2 separate regions of the Homo sapiens genome follow, and region 2 is linked to region 1. A link is a loop called in an ENCODE intact Hi-C map of the cell type or tissue named here. Cell type or tissue: OCI-LY7. All regions are shown on one strand. Each heading gives the region's core, and the rest is flanking DNA. Links, peaks and the distances in the headings are about the cores only. Region 1 has its middle 43 kb from the start of VPREB1. Region 2 overlaps LOC101929255 (a long non-coding RNA gene).

Region 1 (5,370 bases), core at 160-5,159:
AGACCATCCTGGCTAACACCGTGAAACCCCGTCTCTACTAAAAATACAAAAAATTAGCCGGGCGTGGTGGTGGGCACCCGTGGTCCCAGCTACTCGGGAGGCTGAGGCAGGGGAATGGCGTGAACCCAGGAGGCGGAGCTTGCAGTGAGCCGAGGTCGCGCCACTGCACTCCAGCCTGGGCAACACTGCGAAACTCCATCTCAAAAAAAAAAAAAAAAAAAAAAAGGAAAGAAAAGCTGTTAGGAACTTTACAAGTGTTATTACCCTGATTAGAGTTCATGTCATTCTCCAAGCACAAGTTCTGTATGCAATTTTCCCAGGGTGTAAGGTTTTCAGACATTTCAAGGGTAGGCATTTTATTCAGAATATGTGGCCCCAGAGTGAGCAAGTTATTCATTGCGTTGCCTTTTGCTTTTGAGTCTGTTTGCACCAGTTGTCGTACTTGGTTAGGATAGGAGTGATCAAATACTGCATCCTAGTGCCCGTTACTGAGCCAACTGAGCCAAATACTAGGCTTTAGGCAATCCTCTGGGCCCAAATAATGAATCATGGTAGATAGACACTGTGGGCCTCTCCAGCCTCCCTCTAGTAGTTCAGTGCTATTCACATTCAGCATCTACCCTATGTACACAGGGTACCCAGCCACGCCCCGTTTTGGGCAGCCGCGATAATAAGCTTCCCCGTGTCACCCTCACCCAGGGAGCTAAAGTGGTGGAGACGATCGGGATGGGGCGCACCCTCCGCTCCGCAGCTCCTGGTGCAGGCTCGGGTCTAGCACTGGGTCTTGCTGACAGCACCGTAGAGGCCGTTGCCATGGGGAATGATGTGGAATCGGTGCTGATTCTTCTGCGTAAGCCCATGTCCTGCTTCTCGCCTGGGCCAGGTGCAAGGCTAGCTTCTCCTGTGATCCGACCTGGAGAGAACCACCTTGCTGGCGCCGCTCTGGGCAGCCTCGCTGCTGCTGGTCTGGTCGGGGAACCTCAGCCTCTGGGTGGGGCCTTAGTGCAGCGTCTTCACCTGCATCTTCGCCGTGTCTTCTCTCTCTCCCAGCCCCGCAGGCTCATCTCCGCCATGTGCTCTTCTCCTGGTGGACCCTGGCGAGGATCCGGGCTCCCCGGGGGTGATGCAGCCTCCATCCTGGGTGGCGGCCTGGGTTTGGCGCTGCTTGCTCAGGGGGAAGTTTCTATCAGGCCCCTCCCGAGCTGCCGCTAAGCCGCGGGCTCCATGCAGGGTAGTCGGGCGCAGCAGCTCCTCCAGGAGCCAGGTGGAGGAGCCCTGCCAAGGCAGGCGGGACTGGGCCATGCACCAGGAGCCTTGCAGCTCCCAGACCCATGCAGAGATCCACATGGATCATCTCTGTCAAGTTAAAGAGATAAAACAAAACTAAACTAACAAAACCAAAAAAAAAAAAAAAAAAAAAAGAGGTCGGGCACGGTGGTTCACGCCTGTAATCCCAGCACTTTGGGAGGCCGAGGACGGCGGATCCCGAAGTCAGGAGTTCCAGACCAGCCTGACCAACATGGTGAAACCCCGTCTCTACTAAAAAATACAAAAAATTTAGCCAGGCATGGTGGCGCACGCCTGTATCCCAGCTACTCAGGAGGCTGAGGCAGGAGAATCGTTTGAACCAGGGAGGCTTAGGTTGCAGTGAGCCCAGCTCACTGCACTGCACTCCAGCCTCGCTGACAGCAAGACTCTGCCTCAAAAAAAAAAAGGAAAGAAAAGCAATCTTAAAAATAAAACAATAACAAACAGTGAGAGTCATCCTGCAGAGCTGCCAGGGCTGTTCACCTATTCAACCCATGGTAACCATTTATTCTAGAGGCAGGGCAGAATTGCTGGCTACTGGTGGGAAGACGGTAATGTCTGCTGACATTTTATTTCATATATTATACATATACATGATACATAATTTTATATATACATGATACATAATTTTATACAACTCTTGTATATAGTGGTATTATGTATTATGCCATCTGGATGTATTTCAGCTGTTTCACAACTCTTTTACTAGTGGAAATTGGTTAGTAATGTTAGTATTTCTTAGTATTGGTATAAGTTTTTGTGTTTTGATTTTAGCTGCTTAGAGTCACTATGGGCATTATGTGAAAAAAATGGGAGAGAGTTATAATGTGCCACCATTTTTAACAACAATCCAGTATTTAATGTGATTTTATTAACCACTGAAGTTCTTAACCAGTTCAGTAAAAATGACAAGCTTAAAACCTTGGTTTTTGTCCGACTTCCTCATCTGTCTCACTGTGATTAGCACTACTTTCGTACACCTGGCAGTAATAATCGGCCTCGTCCTCAGGCTGGAGCCCAGAGATGAGCAAAAACGCTGTGTTACTTGAGGTCTCCTTGGAGCCAGAGACTCGACTGGGGACCCCAGGTCCCAGCTGCTTGTCTGAGTCTGAGTAGTGATACAGGAATAACCTGGGAGAGCTCCCTAGCTTCTGCTGGTACCAGAACATGTTTTTACCACCAACACTGAGGTCACTGCTCAGGGTGCAGGGGAGTCTGGCTGTTGCTCCCGGGGATGCAGACAGGGAGGGCGGCTGAGTCAGCACGGGCCGGGAGAGGGAACCTGCAGACACAGACACAGCACAGTGAGGAGCAGGGTCAGGGCGCAGCTGCTGAGGGATCTGAGCCATGAGGGACAGATCAGGCTGGGGACCACCCTGGGCTCTGAGCCCTGTCCCTACCTGTGCAGTGAGAGAGGAGCAGGAGGAGGAGAGGAGTCAGGGCCATAGTGGACACAGCTGCCTCTGAGGCCACAGACCTAGGGGTGGGCTGCCCCAGGCCTCTCTTATCCCAGCGTCACTGGGCTCACAGAGGAGGGGCTGACCATGCAAATGTGTTTCCCCATTGCCTCTCCCGCAGGTGCACTCGCAGGGACCAGACCCTTGGACAGGGAGGCTGGCATGAAGCAAGAGTTTGCCCCACGGGTGGGACCAGAGAAAGCAGCAGCTGCTGGGACCACACACAGGGTCATGTGTAGAGGACTCTGCCAGGCACAGATGAGACAAGGCTGCAGAGTCCCAGGAGGAAGTGAAGGAGCAGCCCTGGGCCTCTGTCAGTTGAGGGCTCCCCAGCTGTGAGCACCTGTCCTGCAGAAATACACAGAGAAGTTCTCACCGCGCCCCCTGCTGGTCTGCAGGCAAATTTCTCCTTTTGCAATGATCCAGAATCTTCCCTCTGCTTTGTTTCTGTAACTCTTGTCTTTCAAACATGCAGGAAGAATTCCTACAGGGATCAGTGGAGCTGTGGTCTTGGTGCCACCCCTGACCCCGGGCCTCCCTCTGTGGGGCAGGGGCCAGCAGGGGTGGACTGCATGTAATCTTGGTCCAGGAAAGCATGTGACCTGCCCTGGAGCTGAGGACACAATGCCAGGGTGGAGCACCAAGACGATCTCTTCACCAGGAGGCTCTTACTCAGGATGCTGCTGTGACTAGGAGTTCACCAAGGGGAAACACACCATGCAAGATCTCAGGCCCTTCCTGAGGAAGGTGCTGGGAGGAGACACTGAGGCAGACACTGAGGTGGGGGCTGCAGGAGCATATGGAGGGTGGAGGGGGCTATGGGCCCAGGTGTGCAGCAGGGAGGATGCACAGGGCCCTCAGGCTGATTCTCCTCCATCTGCTGGCTAGAGGGCTTGACCGCGGCTGTGCCTGTCATCAGCTCTCCTATTAGAGACTCAGCTCTGGGGAAGTTCCAGGACAAGTTCTAGAACCTGAGACAGGAGATTGGGCAGGGGACATTCCTGGGAGGCTGGAGAAACAGGATGGCAGAGAAATTAGGGAAGGGGAGGAGTGGCAGGTGTCTCTGAGGTAGGACACATGGACAGGGATCACTGAACCCCAGGCTGTCAGAGAGCAGGAGATGGCCCAGAGTGTGTGGTGGGTAGAGGCCGACTCTGAGGGAAGCCTTGATGCCATCACTGCCACAGGCGGGGCGGGTGGAAGGGCAGGGCTGAAAGCTATGGTAGGCTTGGTGTACATCTGTCCCACTGTGACCATGGCATGACAGTGTAGAAACAAGTTAGCTCAATTCAGAGGCAATAACAGCTGCAGGGACTCATTTTCCTCCTGGGTAAAGAAAAATGCAGGTCTTAAAATAACCATGTGACAGGAGACTCAGGTTGCGTTGTTATTCATTCATTCATTCATTCATTCATTTATTGACCCATTTCCCATTTAGAAAAAAAAAAGTGCAGCTCGTTGCCAGCACTCATTTCTTGGGCAAATGGGAAATGGGTTCAACACATATTTAAGGAAGGGCTGGCATGGATCAGACACTGGAGATGCAACAGGGCCAGGGACAGGACCCAGATCATGGAGCAGGAGATACTGGGAAGAAGAAGAGGATAAAGATGGCTCCAGAGGACATCCCCAGTCTGAGGATTTCATGGTGTTCCCCAGAGGAGTCGATGGCTAAGAGCCAAGGTCTTCCACAGACCCTCTCTCCACAGCATGCAGCTCAGGGTATATAAGGGTCTCAGTGGCTGCAGGGCCTGTTGGGGGAAAGCCCTGAGACACCTAAGCTTTGACTTCACATGGGGCTCAGGTAGATGAGCCAGGGAAGGAAGGCACTACCCCTGTCCTGAGGGGGAATGCAGCAGCAGTGCTGGTGGCGGCTATGGAAGTGTCCCACTCAGATGCCTCTTTGGGAGAACCTGCAGGAGGACCACAAGTGACTAACATGTCCCCTGCCCCTGGGCTGGCTCCAGGCAATGAGGACCCCAGGGTCCCTCCAGCCAGGTCTTCCTGCAGGAAGCAGGGCACTTCTAATGGGCACCCCTGGGAAAGAACCCACTCAGTCGGCTGAGGCTTTGTCTGACGTCTGACCTGCCTGTGGGCTGGGGCAGTTCCTACTAATCCCCCTTCCTTCTCTCCTTTCGTGGGGGTCAGAGCCGTGGCCTGAAGCCCACCCACCCCCCATGCCAAGTCCTTCCCGGTTTCTCTTTCACCAGTGTTTCTACCCTCCAAAAAAGACATTACTTTTTTTCTTTAATTATTATAGAATCTACTTATCAAAGGGGCCAAACTAAAAAAAAAAAAGACTTCTATTTTAGAGAGAACATCCCATCCATGGCACTGTGAGAGGCACTACTGTGCCATGAGTAGCCTCATCCTCAAGCTTGAGACCAAAGATATGGAAAACCTCAGCACTGGCGACGGCACCCACTCACACGGAGAAGAGGCTGGGGACCCTGAGCCCTGGTTCTGCTTGAATCTCAGTAGAATCTCAGTAGATACCAGGGAGGGAAGGCTCCCTGCCCTGTCATGTTTCCAGTAAATGTCATAGCAAACAACATTGATGTTACTGCTCAGGGTGCAGGTGAGTCTGAATGATGATCCCAGAGAT
Region 2 (5,370 bases), core at 135-5,134, 200 kb before region 1:
TCTTTCTCATTCTGGAACTTTTTTTTTAGTGAGGATGTCATATGTAAAACTGGAGAGTCATTTTGTTTCCAAATAGGAATTCAGCCAGGGGACAGGAGAGGTTATGGAGAACAAACATCTTATATATCTCAGAGATAAGTTTTCCTCTCCCCGTTGCCATGTGGAGAGGAAAAAGTCCTGTGACACCTTTGAACAAGTCTGGGGAGCTGTTGTCTAAGTTTTCATTGTGACAATGAGCTCGAGCCTTCCTGCAGCCCCCTTGCACTTGAAGGACCCCCCAGCAGTGTGATCACTGTGCCCCACTCAGGTCCTAAGGCCAGCCTTGAGCATCTCCCCTCACCCAGGCTTCAGTACCTCCTCCCCAGACACTGGTGCTGAATCTCACCACTCACTCCCGGTGACTAGAGCTGGTCCCATGGCCTTCATACTGCCTACCTCCTTGTCCATCTTCTCTGAAGCATCTGGAGTTTTCCTCACAAACTTACCTCAGATTCTGTGTCCTCTTTGTCCAACCCTCTAATGGCTCCTCTACCCTCCCCCACACAAGCTCTCCTCTCCTCACTGTGCGATGCCACCTTATCACATCAATATTCTAACTTGATTCTCTTTTCCACAAGTCGGTGTCAGCTAGGATATTCCAGGCTTATCAATCAGCCTTTATCCATTTTGGTATCAGTGCTGGGCTCTGCTACGAGAGCATAAGTCTTAGATGTCAGAGTCTGGGAGCTTCAGTACAATCAAATTCCCATGAAAGCCCCCAGTTCTATTGGCCTGAGAGGGAGGCTCAGCCTCCCCTCAATGCCTGAGTGGGCAATAATCCTCTACGAATTCTTATCTGAGGAAAGGAACCTCTTCAGACTTTTTTTTTATCCTATTCTTACTGAAACTGAAACTCAAGAAGAAATGAGTAGATGGCTCAGGAGATCTGGTCCACCATCTGAGCCTCAGTTTATGCCACCCCTCCTCACTTTAGTAAGAGGGTCCTCACTATTTTCTGGTCCCAGACACCTCCACCACCTCCCTCCACCATCTGGGGGGACTGGCTGGCTCCACTGCCTGGTATAATGCCTGGACCTTCCCTTGCCTTCTGTGGCTGCCTCCTCTTTATTTCTGTGGAAGGAGGAAGCCAAGGGGAGGCTGGTTGAGAGGAGAGAGGGGAGCCTTGGGGAGGCTTCTGATTTCTAACTCTTTCTTCTCCTCATTGTTTCACTGAGAGGTGATGAGCAGTTTGCAAGGGGTGGGGTTGGTGCCCTCTAACCCAGTCCTGGGCACATAGAAATAAATGTTTCTACAGATTCAGAGACAGCCCTTACAGAGTTTGGAAACAATGCCTGGGATGGAGGCCCTGGGTTGAGCAAGGTCCTCAAGTAGCCCTGAGCCCTCACCTGGCCACAGCTACAGTGAGGAGAGTGATGGGAGGAGGGTGACGGAAGGAGTCCAGGTCTTCGGGAGCACCTCTGCTCCCTCAGGCCTCTAGTGAAGCTCAATGGCCCACACTTCCTCACTCCGTCCCCACACCATGGGCAGGCACAGGAAGGACTGTGAAGACACAGTTGGACCTGCCACCTCAGCCCACGATTTCAGTGCAGAGACCCTGTGTCCCAAGCTGAGGAGCAGGATATTCTGTCTCCTGGGGTCCCTGTTCCTGACTCTGAGGACAAAAGTGGTGGAGCCTCCACTCCTAGGCAAGGCCCTGGATGCCCCGAGGCCCATGGGGGAAGCTACAGCAGCAGAAGCTACAGGTCAGGTGTGAGCAGCAGCTGCAGGCACTCACCCTCCTGGCGGAGGAGGAAGAGGGTTCTTGTCTCAGTTCCCCATTGGCCTGGAGCACTGTGCAAGCTCTCAGGCTGGTATCCCATGCTAAGCAGTAATAATCGGCCTAGTCCTCAGGCCAGAGGCCAGTGATGCCCAGGGTGGCTGAGGTGCCAGACTTGGAGCCAGAGAATCGGTCAGGAATCCCTGAGGGTCGCTTATTATTTTCATAGATGAGGAGTTTGGGGGCTGTTCCTGGGAGCTGCTGGTACCAGGATACCGCATAATTCCCCATGTCGGAGCTGCTTCCAGAGCAGGAGATGGTGACCTTCTGTCCTGGGGCCGCAGACACTGAAGGCGGCTGCGTCAACACAGACTGGGCCCAGGACCGTGGAAGCAGGAGAGACACAGACACGGTGATTCTTGGTCTAGAGAGAGAAGGAGAAAGCAGGGCCTCATGGGCTTCCTGGACCCCTCCCCTGACCCTGTGTCTGGGCACCTGTGCAGTGAATGAGAAGGGTGAGGAGGAGAGGGGAGCAGGTCATGATGAAGATTGTCCCGAGTCCTGCCTTCTGTGCTCACAGCTGAAGCAGAGCTTCCCCAAGTCTCTCCCTGCCCCTCTTTATACTCTGAGAGAAGGAGGGTCCATCCATGCAAATCAGACCCTCCAGCTTTCTGATCCCACCTTGGGCCCTGGGTCAGGCTCCTCTGCCTGAGGATGTCAGAGAGTGCCAGGGGTGGGGCTATGTGGTCCCAGGGGGTGCAGAGTTGACATCTGTAAGCCCTAAGCATAGGGCACCAAGCAGGACAGGTGGCGCTGGTCCTGCTCTCATCACACCCAGTCTTCTCAGTAATGGTACGCAGGCATCCCCTGGTGTCCATTTTGGTCATGTACACCACCATTGTATAACAAGGTGACCAGAGCCTCTCAGAGACACCCCTCACTCCCCGTTGTTCTGTCCATGGCCCCCTCCATCAGGGCCAGGCCAGGCAGCCCCCTGAGTCATTTTTTTCGTGAGCTCAGGGCAGACTTCACATTCTACTGGGTTCCTCAGGGGTGAATCTGTCCATGTCTCCTTGGCTGTTCACTGTATAGGACTCAGGTGGTGACTACACAAAGTCCTCTTATGTCAGAATGAAATCGAGAGCAGTGACCAGCCCCATGGACTCATTTCCTCACCTGTGGGGGCACTGGGTCCTCTCCTCTCGTGTGGCTGCTCCCTGGTGGCCAGAGCTCTCCTTCCTCTGTGGATTCTGCAGTCCTGGGTCGATAGGGAGCTCTTCCCTCCGGGATGCCTGGGGCACATTCTCAGAGGGTTATGCTGGTAAATCTTTGTTCTGTCTCTTCTTTTCCAGACTTGCAGTCATAGTCATCGGGATCCTGTGACCAGGGATCTCACCTAGGAGTCTGTTCTCCATCACTGAATGCCAATCTGCGGGGGATCCTGGCAAATGACTTTGCAGTGTTTTGCTAAAGAGCAAAACAAGCAAATATGCTCAGTATTTGAAGATGGAAGAGTTAAAACTTCAGCTTGTTTTGACCAGAGTCTGTACTTAAGTGAGCCTGACACGTGGTAGCTTTTAGGATCAACCATTCCAACTAGGATGTTTAGGAAAGAATACTGTTCAAAATCGCTAATGAGTGTTTTGGGCATGTCTGAAAGATGATAGAAATTATTCATCTTTGATGTGTAATGAAATCTAGAATATGATACATTAAAAACAGTAAACTGAAGAAAAAAGATAATCCTATTTATTAAAATGAAACAGATTGTATATATGACTGCAAGAGTTCTGGCATGATACACCTGGGATTCAACAAATATTTTTTGGGGCAATCCCATGTGGTTGGAGAACAGCAGGATAGTTATTTACTCTGGTGAGTCTGTCACCAGGCAGTTGTAGTACCATGAGGTTTTACATGCACCATTTAAACAATGTACTAGGTCGAGCACTGTGGCTCACGCCTGTCATCCCAGCACTTTGGGAGGCTGAGGTGAGTGGATCACTTGAGGTCAGGAGTTTGAGACCATCCTGGTCAACATGATGAAACCCCATCTTAGGCCGGGTGCAGTGGCTCACGCCTGTAATCCCAGCACTTTGGGAGGCCAAGGTGGGCGGATCACGAGGTCAAGAGATCAAGACCATCCTGGGCAACATGGTGAAATCCCATCTCTATTAAAAATGTGAAAATTAGCTGGGCATGGTGGCGGGTGCCTGTAGTCCCAGCTACTCAGAAGGCTGAGGCAGGACAATTGCTTAAACCTGGGAGGCAGAGGTTGCAGTGTACCGAGATTGCGCCACTGAACTTCAGCCTGGCAACAGAGGAAGACTCGGTCTCAAAAAAAAAAAAAAAAAAAAAAAAAGAAACCCCATCTCTACTAAAAACACAAAAATTAGCCAGGCATACTGGTGCGCACCTGTGGTCCCAGGTGCGTGGGAGGCTGAGGCAGGAGAAGTGCTTGAACCTGGGAGCTGGAGACTGCAATAAGTCGAGATTGTGCTACTGCACTCCAGCCTGGGTGACAGAGCTAGACTCTATCTCAAAAACAACAAACAAGCACACAAACAAAAATCCACAATGAAGTAGTGATCTCTAATATAGACATTTAAATAAAACCAGTCAAGATAAATAACTGAAATAAAATGTATGCTGTATTTTAGGATTGCATTTCCAGGGTGTCATTATTTCAAATGTTCCTATTTATTGTAAACCATGTTACTTTAAATATTTTTATAGTTTTCGAAAAATGTTTGTTGTGTTTACATAACACACCAGGCATATTAAATTTTATTTCTTTTAAAGTAGAAACCAATTGTAACTGGGCTTGCACTTCCTATTTTCTTGTCATTGCCTCCTCTGTGATGATACATAGACATTCACAGTGAATTTTGTTTATCTTTTTCTCCCACCTTCATGAACAGAGGTTCCCCCAGGCTGAGCAGTGTCTCCCATACAGGACAAGGATGCCCATGGCCCCCTTTCTGCCAAGGGATGCTCTCCCTGGTGAACGTCCCATCAGTTCTTAGCCTGAAAGCAGAGAGAGGAATATTTCCACCACTGCTTCTCCCAGTTCATCCCCATCCTGGACTCAGTGTAATGTGGCCAGTGTGATGAAATGTAGGTTTTCTCAAATAGTTACTGAGCACCTACCTTGTGCTGGGCACAGAGCTCAATGTTGGGAAAGCCATGTTGATCTAGACAGCCTCATTCTGCCTCATGAAGCTGATCCTGATGGCAACACAGGGGTAGGAGCGGCAAAGAGGACCTCCCATTCTCCTCATTCATAATTGAAGCAAAGAGACCAGAGAGGGCCCTGCTACACTCAGGGGTCTCAGAAGGGATGACTTGGTGGGATCTCAGGAGAAGAGAAAATAAGACATTTCAGGAGAACTGAGGGAATATTGGCATGACTTGAAGATTCCTGGGGTTCAGGTGAAGATGCAGGGAAGTCCACAGAGTAGACCTAGATGGAGTAACACAGAGATAAATAACAGGATCCAGCAAAAGGGGATGCCCAGGAACAGAGGGATTGTGATCCAGAAAGAGACCCTTGCAGGGCAAGTCCTCAGAAGTCCAACAAGATGCACTTTTGATCCCCAGGTCCAAGAGCTTGT

What was found. Hi-C counts contacts between places; a loop is a spot of excess contacts. Peaks named below come from ENCODE experiments on the same cell type or tissue, not always from the same donor. Only the 100,000 strongest peaks of a DNase experiment are listed, where the experiment ranks them.
Region 2: a loop joins it to region 1, with 9 times the contacts of the local background. A loop is called at or near these places in 2 of 110 quality-filtered maps.

The regions. Positions count from the first base shown.
Region 1 is chr22:22,199,059-22,204,428 of GRCh38, reverse strand. It overlaps IGL, IGLV11-55 and the pseudogene LOC100419915. Among named protein-coding and RNA genes, the nearest start is that of VPREB1, 43 kb to the left of the region's middle. RefSeq lists a silencer at 2,980-3,274 and an enhancer at 3,089-3,898. In OCI-LY7, for the core only: CTCF peaks have their summits at 2,969 and 3,170 (motif pointing left); DNase peaks (open chromatin) are centred at 2,298, 3,078 and 3,628; H3K4me3 peaks cover 1,801 bases; H3K27ac peaks cover 3,698 bases.
Region 2 is chr22:22,401,187-22,406,556 of GRCh38, reverse strand. LOC101929255 (a long non-coding RNA gene) reads left to right here. Exons shown (of 3, transcript XR_938052.4): 3 at 3,109-3,761. It also overlaps IGL and the pseudogene IGLV1-41. Among named protein-coding and RNA genes, the nearest start is that of ZNF280B, 100 kb to the left of the region's middle. RefSeq lists a silencer at 1,682-1,741. In OCI-LY7, for the core only: a CTCF peak has its summit at 2,646; DNase peaks (open chromatin) are centred at 1,766, 2,526 and 4,186; H3K4me3 peaks cover 936 bases; H3K27ac peaks cover 2,814 bases.